2 separate regions of the Homo sapiens genome follow, and region 2 is linked to region 1. A link is a loop called in an ENCODE intact Hi-C map of the cell type or tissue named here. Cell type or tissue: heart right ventricle. All regions are shown on one strand. Links, peaks and the distances in the headings refer to the core of each region. The heading gives the core; the rest is flanking DNA. Region 1 overlaps PCSK6 (proprotein convertase subtilisin/kexin type 6). Region 2 overlaps PCSK6 (proprotein convertase subtilisin/kexin type 6).

What was found. Hi-C counts contacts between places; a loop is a spot of excess contacts. Peaks named below come from ENCODE experiments on the same cell type or tissue, not always from the same donor. Only the 100,000 strongest peaks of a DNase experiment are listed, where the experiment ranks them.
Region 2: it touches region 1 in a loop (2.7-fold over the local background); 9 of 110 quality-filtered maps call a loop at or near these places.

What each region holds. Positions count from the first base shown.
Region 1 is chr15:101,365,929-101,371,300 of GRCh38, reverse strand. PCSK6 (proprotein convertase subtilisin/kexin type 6) reads left to right here. Exons shown (of 22, transcript NM_002570.5): 12 at 778-966; 13 at 4,969-5,105. Among named protein-coding and RNA genes, the nearest start is that of PCSK6-AS1, 34 kb to the right of the region's middle. RefSeq lists enhancers at 38-537, 538-1,039. In heart right ventricle, for the core only: no CTCF peak of the experiment used is centred there; DNase peaks (open chromatin) are centred at 2,232 and 3,062; H3K4me3 peaks cover 592 bases; H3K27ac peaks cover 2,076 bases.
Region 2 is chr15:101,481,893-101,487,264 of GRCh38, reverse strand. The region is part of intron 1 of PCSK6 (proprotein convertase subtilisin/kexin type 6); the gene reads left to right. It overlaps LOC124903566, which reads left to right. Exons shown (of 2, transcript XM_047433427.1): 1 at 1-5,372. Among named protein-coding and RNA genes, the nearest start is that of PCSK6, 5.1 kb to the left of the region's middle. In heart right ventricle, for the core only: no CTCF peak of the experiment used is centred there; no DNase peak of the experiment used is centred there; H3K27ac peaks cover 2,225 bases.

The DNA of each region.
Region 1 (5,372 bases), core at 187-5,186:
GAGAAGCCGCCTTCTGGTCACCAAAGGGAGCCCATCCCTGGGGACATTCACCCAAGTCTGCCCAAGAACCCATCTTTTATTTTATTTTATTTTTGAGTTGGAGCCTTGCTCTGTCTCCCAGGCTGGAGTGCAGTGGTGCGACCTCGGCTCGCTGCAACCTCCACCTCCTGGGTTCAAGAGATTCTCCTGCCTCAGGCTCCCGAGTAGCTGGGATTACAGACACCCGCCACCATGCCCAGCTAATTTTTGTATTTTTAGTAGACAGGGTTTCACCGTATTGGCCAGGCTGGTCTCAAACTCCTGACCTTGTGATCTGCCCTCCCCCTCCCCCCACTTTGTATAAGACAAAATAATTGACTCAGCAGCAATGCAAGGCAGACAGGGCCATCGTCCAGAGGAATGGGGCCTGTGCTGTGCACCCCACAGCACTGCCCAGCAGCCTGGTCTCTCCACTGTAGGCAAGTTGGAGCGGTGGCAGCAGGCGGTGCCTCGGCCTCCCAAAGAGCTGGGATCAGAGGCGTGAGCCACAGTGCCCAGCCGAACCATCTTTCAAATCTCTGTAAGCAAATTCCAGAGGCATAAACGTCTTCAGGACAGGTGATAAAGTTCACAGTGGAGCATCCACGTGAGGCAGTCAGAGGCTGCTGCGGCTCCCCGGGGCCCGCAGGGCCCTGAGGCTGCAGTGGGGATAGAGTGGACGGGCGCTGGAGCTCCTGGCTGTGTGGGTGAGACTTCATGCTTCCGGTGCCAAGTGCTGAGCCCTCCCTTCTCCCCCAGGAGCATCCCCTTAGTGCAGGTGCTGCGGACTACGGCCCTGACCAGCGCCTGCGCGGAGCACTCGGACCAGCGGGTGGTCTACTTGGAGCACGTGGTGGTTCGCACCTCCATCTCACACCCACGCCGAGGAGACCTCCAGATCTACCTGGTTTCTCCCTCGGGAACCAAGTCTCAACTTCTGGCAAAGAGGTAAGGCGAGGCAGGCGTGGGGATGGGGTCTGGGCTCACTGAGATTGACCCTGCACAAGAGCTTCTGTCCAGTCTTGGGCCCACAGTGTCTCTGCAAGGCCCTCTGGCGTTGGGGACTCCCACTGGTTCTGCTGGCAGCTTCCTTTCTCTTGGAGACCCTTGCATGTAGGCCCCAAAAACCTTAAAAGTTGCTCCCTGAAACCTTGCCTTCCAAAAGGTCCTGGAAAACTTTCCTTTTCAGAGAGAAGTGACAAAAGAGTTGTTGTTTCGTTTTTTGTTGTTTAGCGGAGGGATTTGTGGAATTCTGGCTATGCCTTCTTTGCTTAGAAGTGCATTAAAGGTCATTTAATCCTATTCAGTTGGCTTTTGAATCGAGCATGTGTACCACAGGGAGCACTGTTTGTCCCCCCACCAGCTCTCCCACCCAGTCGTGGGCTGCCCTGCAGAACCTGCACCAGCAGGGGCCTGTCCCGGGAATACAGACAGGCTCGGGTGGTATGTGGGGAAGGTGCTCCCAGGCTGCTCTCTGCCAACTTCTCTTGCGCTCAGGGGCTGGGAATTCCAAAGCTTCGCACATGGTTTTTTGGGAGGCTATGGAGTCATTTCTTTAACAAACTTAGAAACAAGGGGAAATACATTGATGCAAATATATGACTTACAGGTAATTAGAATGAAGGTGTTTATGGGAACTTAAGAGGGGCCAGGGTATTCTGGTACCTTCTGTCTCTTTCTAGCTAAGAGGTAGAGAGAGTAAAGAAATTTCATGGACAAATCAGCATTTCCAGCTTCTCTCAAAAACCAGGACTGGCACTGTGCCCACATCATCTGCAGGAAGCCCCCCAGGACCAGGCCTGCTCTGTCTTCTGGGGTGTGGTCCCCTTGCCCACTCTGGGCCCACTTGACTCCTTTGGTGACCTGCCTGAGGCTGTGGCCCTTGTGTAGGCTATAGGGAGCTGCAGAGATTCAGAAACAGGGGCTAGCGAAGGCTCTCAGATGGAACCAGGCAGAAGTTGGGGGTTGCCCTTTGCTTAACCCTTCCCCTCCCCACCACTTTGTATGAGACAGGGTAATTGACTCAGCAGCAATGCAAGGTAGACAGGGCCATTGTCCAGAGGATTGGGGCCTGTGCTGTGCCCCCCACAGCACTGCCCAGCAGCCTGGTCTCTCTGCAGCAGGCAAGCTGGAGCGGTGGCAGCAGGTGGCGGGCCCGGCACCAGCTTTGTCCTCGGTGCACTGGAATCAACCCTGAGGCAGACCCTGGCACCAAGCTCAGCCCATCCCACATTCTCCTTTCATAGCACGAGTGTCACAGGGGCACCTCTCCCTCCTGCCGGGAGGCCCGGCCGTGCTGTGCCTCTGCCTGTGGGAGGTCTCACACGGGCACGAGCAGTTCGGTGTCAGCGGACGAGCTGCAGCTTTTGATGCTATGTTGCTCCCCGTGGTGTTTTTTATTTTATTTTTTTAACCTTAAAGATTTTAAAAGTCCTCATTTCTGGCATTTCTTGGAAAGTTGGAAGCTGTCTGACACCAGCCCCGTGTTCCTGCGTGCACTGGGCCGGAGCTGAGCAGGTGGGCGAGTGTGTGTCCATGTGCTCCATGTTTTCCGTGCTGGCAGCCCTGAGGCCAGCAACGGGCTCTCCGTTCACTCCAGCCGCACACCTAGTGGCACCCAGGTTTGTGACCCCTGACTCAGAGCCAGAGCTGGGTGCAGGCCCAGGTGATGGCCCAGGTTGACGGAGAGCCTGTGGTGAGGCTGAGAGGCTGGGGCAGCAGGTAGCAGGCAGGCGGGTGGCAGTGACCCTGGAGAGTTGGCCCACACCCTGCTCTTCCACTCCTGGCTGGGCTCCCAGGAGCCAGTCCCTTTGCCTCTCTTTATTCCTCATCTCTGAAAATGCCACTTCACTTATCTGTAAACATTAGGACTGTTATAAGACTTGAGTGTGATAATATATGTATCCCTGGCACAGGGGCCTGGTTGCCCTACGTGTCCTGCTTACGTCCGGCTACCTGACCCACAAGAACCTTCCGCTGCCCCAGCCTCCCCTCTCCCGCTCCCCTGGGGCCCTGTTTCCCTTCCCTGGAAACTTTCCTCCTCCTGCTGCTGCCCAGTGTTGTGCCCTTGGGATAATAGAGGGCAGGTCCTGCCAGGCCTATTGGGAGCCACCCCTTGGCTGGGTAGTGCTGTCCTTGCGCCATCAGGCATTTTAAAAACTACCCTAGCCCAGGAAGGGTGGCTCACACCTGTAGTCCCAGCACTTTGAGGGGCCAAGGTGGGTGGATCACCTGAGGTCAGGAGTTCGAGACCAACCTGGCCAACTCTTGTCTCTACTAAAAATACAAAAATTAGCTGGGCGTGGTGGCACGCACCTGTGATCCCAGCTACTTGGGAGGCTGAGGCAAGAGAATCACTTGAACCCAGGAGGCGGAGGTTGCAGTGAGCTGAGGTCACGCCTCTGCACTCCAGCCTGGGTGACAGAAAGAGAGTCTGTCTCAAAAACAAAAAACAAACAAACAAAAACTACCCTGAGGCTACTCCAGCTGTCATCTGAGTCTTGGGACTTTGGTTTTTTTCCAAGGCAGATTTTGTGATTGTATCAAGAATTTGTGTTTTAGGATCAATGACCTCCTATCCTACTGCACATCTTACTTAATTTAGCAGCTTTATCAGTTTGCCAGGTTCTTCACTAAGAAGCCATTGATGTGCCTCAGCACCTCAGCCCTTAAAAGACAGTTTGTCCTTGTTCTGTCCCCAGTGTGTTGGGTTCAGCTTGGCATCGAGTGTGAAAATCAGCCTTGACCTTTGCCATTTCTTAGAAGAAAGCACAGGATGCTTCCCCCTCACTCTTCTCCATTGCAAAGAATGTTCCCTAGATAAACATTTTCCTACATTGAGTGTTCAGAGAACCCCCAGATTGGAAATTGAATCTTACATCATTCAAAACTTATGTATTTCAATTTCTGATGAACAATAAAGATGCCTATGTTAAAAAAAATGTTTATTCCAAAATCGAGATAGAAAATTAGACTGTGAAGAAAGAATAAGAGGAAAAAACCTGGAATTGATTCCAGTACAGAAAGAGTCACTTCTGAGGATGGCACTGGGTGCAGGAAGAGATTGGATGTTGATTAGTTGCTTCCTGTTTCTGCCTGAACCAAGTGTGAGGCAGAAGGCCCAGGGGCTCAAGGGTACAGTTGGGAAAGACCTTCGAGTTGGGAAGGGTAAAGGGAGGCTCATCAGGACTTGCAAGGAGGGTACTGCTGGGGGTGGGGGAGCTGTCTCCTCCCCCCGCTCTCCACGGGCCCCTCCCATTCCCACTGAAAAGCAACCAACCCTGCCATTGTCATCTCCCTCAAATGCCCCTGTTGAGACTGGATCAGCCCTGCAGGTGAAGGGACAGAACTTTCCCCACAAGCTTGAGTAGCTGCTCCTCTTTCCTTATTTGTGTCTCCCAGAGAACAGTGCACACAGCTGGCTTGAAATCAAACATGGAAGTTTCATTCTTGCACAAACAAGCACTTTCAAAAGGCGTCCTTAGTGAGCACTCTCTGGGCTTCGGTGAAGGTACCCCAGGGGGACCCCCGCCCCTGTCTGCTTTCGTGCATCCGGGCACTGGAGTTATGGTCTCTGTAAGATTGTTGCTGGGTGGGAAGGAGCCAGCCACCTTCTGCAGGAAATTGTCGGGACTGGGGGCTTCTGTTGGTGAGAGCTTGTAAACATCTTTCACTGGGTTATATGAAACCTGCCTGCCTGCCTGCCTTCCTCTCAGAATGTTAAGGAGGTTCAAGGAGGTGATGGAGGAGAGAGTCTGTGTAAGAGCTTAAAGACGATCACATTTCACTGTGCCCTTTGCCCTCGGGTTGGCTGGGGCCAGACCCCCGCTACCCTGGGGGTACGGTCCAGCCAGGTCATACAGTCCCCCGAGAGCCCTGCTTGTGCCAGCCCCTCCGCCCAGCCACTCAGTACCAGCACCTTCATTTCTGACACCACACCTCCAATTGCAGGTTGCTGGATCTTTCCAATGAAGGGTTTACAAACTGGGAATTCATGACTGTCCACTGCTGGGGAGAAAAGGCTGAAGGGCAGTGGACCTTGGAAATCCAAGATCTGCCATCCCAGGTCCGCAACCCGGAGAAGCAAGGTCAGTGGCTCTTGGGAATCTCATGACAGCTTTTGTATCTCAAGCCTCTTTTTACCTCTGGGCCTTATTTAACTACGGAGTCTCTGATAATTCTTTGTTTTGTGTTTTAGAGGTAGAATTCCCATAACAGAAAATTCACCATTTTAATTATTTTTAAGTGGACAGTTCAGTGGCTTTTAGTACATCCACGATGTCATGTAAACGTCAGCACTATCTAATTCCAGAATGTTTTCATCCCCACAAAAAGAAACCCCATACCCATGAAGC
Region 2 (5,372 bases), core at 234-5,233, 120 kb before region 1:
ATTCACTAACAGAGATTAGCTGGTTGGGGATAGGAGCTGTCTCAGAGGCTTGTGTGTGATTACTCACGGAGGGCCTATTACTCTTTATTCCAAAACGAGCTTTTCTTTCCCCCCTCTAAGTGCACTGCTAATGTGGAAAAGGCCTGGAGCATTTGAGCCTCTACCCACTCAATAAGAACTCTTTGAAAACCTTATTTGCCTTTTTTTCAGCCAGGAGAATTTGTGACTCATAAATAAGATGTAGATATTATTAGCTTTGACTTACAGATGAGTAAATGGGGGTGAAGTAAGGGAAGGAAGCTGTTTGTGTTCACATGGTACGCATATGTCACCTCTGACAGTTCCATCCCTGCTCATTTGCTTCTGCCGTATTCTCTGTTCTGAGGTCTCCTTTGTGAAACTCTTTCTCCAAGCCCTTAATGGGCAATTAGTGTTATGTTCTGTACTTGCCTGAATCGCAGCCCTGGTTTTCTCCCAGATAGTCGCTGTGCTCAAGGTTCTTGCTTGTTTTACTTTCTTCCATACAACTAATAACTGGATTCAGTTTATTTCACATGGCCCAGAGGTAATTTAGACTGGTGGTTATTCACCTTTCTTGTGTCATGGCTCCCTTTCAGCACCTGATAAAGGCTGTGGATCCTCTCCATTGTAAAATATGCATCACCAGGGACAAGACAAGACAGCCTCTCTTTGTCCCTCTACTCATCAGTCCAGGTAACACCACAGGATTTCAAAGGGAATAAAAATGTGGAAGTGTCCAATGTCATTATCGGCAGATGACATAACTACATGGATAATCCAAAAGAGCCTGGAGATTAACCCCTGGAGCTAATAAGGGAGTTGATCAGCAACAGCCACCTGCATGGCAGCACATCTGAGAAGACGAAAGAAACCATTCTTCATTCTTGCATAAAAGCTGTTAGATACGTTGAAATAGGTCTTTTAAAAAGGTGAGACTTTTATAGAGAAACATAAAATATTTAGAAGAAGGACTGAGAAAAGAAAGTTTAGGCTGGGCATGGTGGCTCATCCCAGCACTTTGGGAGGCTGAGGCAGGCGGATCACCTGAGGTCAGGAGTTCGAGACCAGCCAGACCAACATGGAGAAACCCTGTCTCTACTAAAAATACAAAAATTAGCTGGGCTTGGTGACACATGCCGGTAATCCCAGCTACTTGGGAGGTTGAGGCAGGAAAATAGCTTGAACCTGGGAGGCGGAGGTTGCAGTGAACCGAGACCGCACCATTGCACTCCAGCCTGGGCGACAAGAGTGAAACTCCGTCTCAAAAAAAAAAAAAAAAAAAAAAATTTAAATAAATGGAGAGATGCGTTGTGTTCATGCATGGGAGGGCTGGCTCTCATAGTTGCCCCAATTTAATCTGCAAATTCAATGTAATCTAGTTTAAGCTGTGACAAGATTTAATGTGGAATATGAAATCACACAAATGAATTATAAAATTCATATGGAAGAGTAAGGTCCAGGAATACCTCAGACAACTCTGGGAAAGAAGAGGAGGAGGGGAGTTGTGGTAACGACAGTCCAGCAGTAGAGTCAACTCAAACCCAAGCATGTGTGGGAACTTGTATGTGTGAGCTGAAGAGTTACAAATAGATGGGGAAGGATGGGCTATTTACTAAATGGTGCTGGGAGAACAGGCTCTCCCCATGGAAAAACAATTAGATCCTCACATTACACAACAGTACATTCCAGATGGGATTAAAGACTGTATATAAAACTTTAGAAAGAGCTGCAGTGGAATACCTTTGTCACACCGGGAAAGGAGTCCCTACACAAGTTATGAAAATAAATTTCAAAATGAAGAGACTGATACATTAAGATAAAAATTCTATGTAAACAAAGGCATCCTAACAGAGTTAAAAAGCAAGAATAGACCAGGAAAGTATTTACAATATATAACAAATACATTAGTACACAGATTATTTTGAAAACTATAAATCACTAAGAAAAAAAGATACACGCCAGGTAGAAAAATGGGGAAGTTTATGAATGGAGAAGTCAATGAAGAGAAATCCAAATGACCAGTAAACATAAGAAATGATGCCCAGCTTCACTCAAGTTCGCTGGGGGTTATTGGAGCACTGCAATTTAGGCAACGATGAGATACCATTTCACACCTATTGGATTTCCCGACACGGAAGAGTGTTAGCATCACGTGCTGGCAAGGATATAGAGCAATGGGAACTTTCAGATGCTGCTGGTGGAGATTGGTATCGTTTGGAGAGCAATTTGGCGATACACGGTGAGGCTGGACTTGCTAGTCCACAGCCAGACATATCCTGGAAGAACTCTCCCACGTGTGCACAAAGAGACTTGTATAAGAATGTCCATGCAGGCGTTTTTTTAAATGAAGGAAAACCCACCTTCCCTGAAGTAGAATAGAGAACTAAATCAAAATAGTCACACCATGCAAGACTCTACAGTGGTTAGAAATGAATAAACCAGATCTATATCTACACAGATACATCTCTCAAATAGTGTTGAGAGAGAAAAAAGGCAAATTGTAGGTGTCCAATGTGATCATATTCATGTAAACGTTAAGAAACACACAAAGCAGGCCGGGCGTGGTGGCTCACGCCTGTAATCCCAGCACTTTGGGAGGCAGAGGCGGGTGGATCATCTGAGGTCAGGAGTTCGAGACCAGCCTGGCCAACATGGTGAAACCCTGTCTCTACTAAAAAAATATGAAAATTAGCTGGGCGTGGTGGTGCACGCCTGTAATGCCAGCTACTCAGGAGGCTGAGGCAGGAGAATGGCTTGAACCTGGGAGGTGGAGGTTGCAGTGAGCTGAGATGAACAGGACTGCACTCCAGTCTGGCCGACGAGTAGAGTGAAACTCTGTCTCAAAACAAAAACAAAAACAAGCAAAAACAAAGCACAAAGCAATACTGTATTAATTATGGATGCTTATAGATGTAGTAAAAGTATAAAAGTGTGGGCTGTAAGGATCTGCATCAAATTCTAGTTAGCAATGACCTCCAAGAAGGGAGGGAGGGGAGAGGAACTTCAAACTTTATCTGCAGTGTACTGCTTTACAACACACGCTTATGTGTGTGGGTGTGTGTATGTATAAACATACGTGGATTATATACAAAATTGTGCCTAGACATTTTGTACTTTTTTTCTTTGTATCAGGGTATATTACATGTGGTGATGTGTACAAGTGTGTATATATACACACGTATAATATATAAACACACGTATATTGACGCATATACCTATATACATAGACATATACACAGATACACATAAAACATTGAAGAGAGAAAAAAGAAAAGGGAGATGCACATGGTACACCTACCGCATGGTGCTTCTGGACCATCTGAAGCCCACCGCTGGAGGCAGGTGCCTGCAGGCCCATGTTAAGAAGTCCCTACTTTAGATGTCCAGACTGGGCCGATCCACTTGTCAAGGAAATGGTGACAGAGAAACAGAATGTCTGGCTGCAGGTCGCATGGGCGTTTGGACAGAGCTGGACACGGAGCCCAGGAACCCTTCCCTTCTCCCCTGCTTCTTTCTCCTTCCAGTCACCCTCGCTCTAACCTGTGTGCATTGTCACCTTTGACATTGTGACTCAGAAAAGACAAGTTGCTTGTGTGGAGAGGATGGCAGCAAGGTATTCTCCACATACCAAATCACAACAGCTCAGCGTCTGCTGCTCTTGGAAATGATGTTTATCTTAAGGGTGGTTCTTGGATGCCATGCTTTCCCTTGGGTTTTTGCTTTGCCTGGGGTATTGAGCTAATTTGTTGCTTCTGAGTCTGAACATAAAAAGGCAGGCTGGCTGCCAGGGCCCTAAAAGATCTAAGAGCCTTAAATGATCTTGAACTTGCCTTAAATAGTTTTACTTAAAATAGCTACTGAGCAGGACATACCTGGCCCAGAATTTCAGGTGAGCCTGCACGATTCATTTGTCAGCAGAGGAAAATTGTCATGCTGCAGACAACTTGTTCTTGCAATGAAAAACAAGCCGAAGCCTTAACCAGGTGTTAAAATGATGGGCCAGAACTTGTTCCAGCCACAGCGTCAGGGGTTTGGTAGGGACAAGGGGAGACCCGGAAGAGCAGTCACCTGTGACCTAGTTCTCTGGGATTGGTTTTCGGTCTAAGGCTGTCTTGGTTTTATGCTCTGAGCCAAGCTGGACTGGCTGTGCGCGGCTGGCCTGCGAGAGGTTCTGGGTGTGAACTGAGGGACAGAGGCAAGATGAGGGTTGTGAAGCTCATTGTCTTAACCCTCCTATCTGACGTCTTCACCCGGATGGTGATGCCTTTAAGTGGGCAGGAGTTTAATTGACCGGACTGCCCTCCTGAGTCATTGGAGCTGGTGCGGGGAGTGGTGATCAAAGCCGAGCCAGCTGCCATCTCTGGAGCCAGAAAAGCTCCAGAAGGCAGCATCCAGGGCAGACTCAGAATCAGGACTGAGCAGGTGCAGGGGCAGACTCAGAATCAGGAGCAGACTCAGAATCAGGACTGAGCAGGTGGCTCAGCTGACTGGACCATTAGAAAGGCTTGAGTTTCTCTGGGCGGAAACCAGGGAAGCAAATGAGAAACACGGAGCTGTCGATGGGCTGGGGGAGGCTGGGACACCGCCTGATACTCCTGCCGGCTTTGAGCTTTGGGTGGTGACAGGGACACTCAGGGCTGTCCAGACCCTGTTCTCCAGTGTCCGCCAACTGCATGCCGGCTGGGAACGTCCTGAGCTTTTTTGGATCTCTGAGCCTCTACACAGATTGTGGCATCTAGAAAGTAGTTCCTCTGATCTTCTGCAGCTCAGCCAGGCTGCCGACACCTCTCCTCCTCCTTTCACCCTGCCCTGGGAGGGCTTCCGGGTTGTACTTGCCCTGGGTGGCTGGCCTCCTCCTGGCTCCTGGGACTGGGTCTTGGCCTTGCCACCGACCAGAAGCCCTGGTCTTGCTCCCACCAGCTGATGTTTCTCCTGACTATTGCTCCGAAGGCCCTCACCAGCCCTGCAGGGAGGTGTCACCAGGCCTGGTTAATGGTGATGAGGCCTTAGACCCAGGTACCTTCTGACAAACCAGTGACTGACAGGCCAGGGCCGGACCCCACACCCTCTGACTCACCTTCTACTGCTGTCACCTCGTACCTGCTTCCCAGACAAAGGTAAATCATCAGACAGAAAAGCCTTTCGGCTTCTGCCAGAATGAACAGACAAGAGGCATAGCAACCTCCGGAGACCCCACCAGCCGCCGTTTCTCCCTCTGTCCACCGGGTGCGTGCACATGCGTGTGCGTGAACGCGCACAGACTCAAAGGGCTGCACACCAGCATGGCTCTGTCTCGGGGAATCTGTACTGGCTCCTGCTCATCAGCATTGGAACCACTCACACCTCTCTCT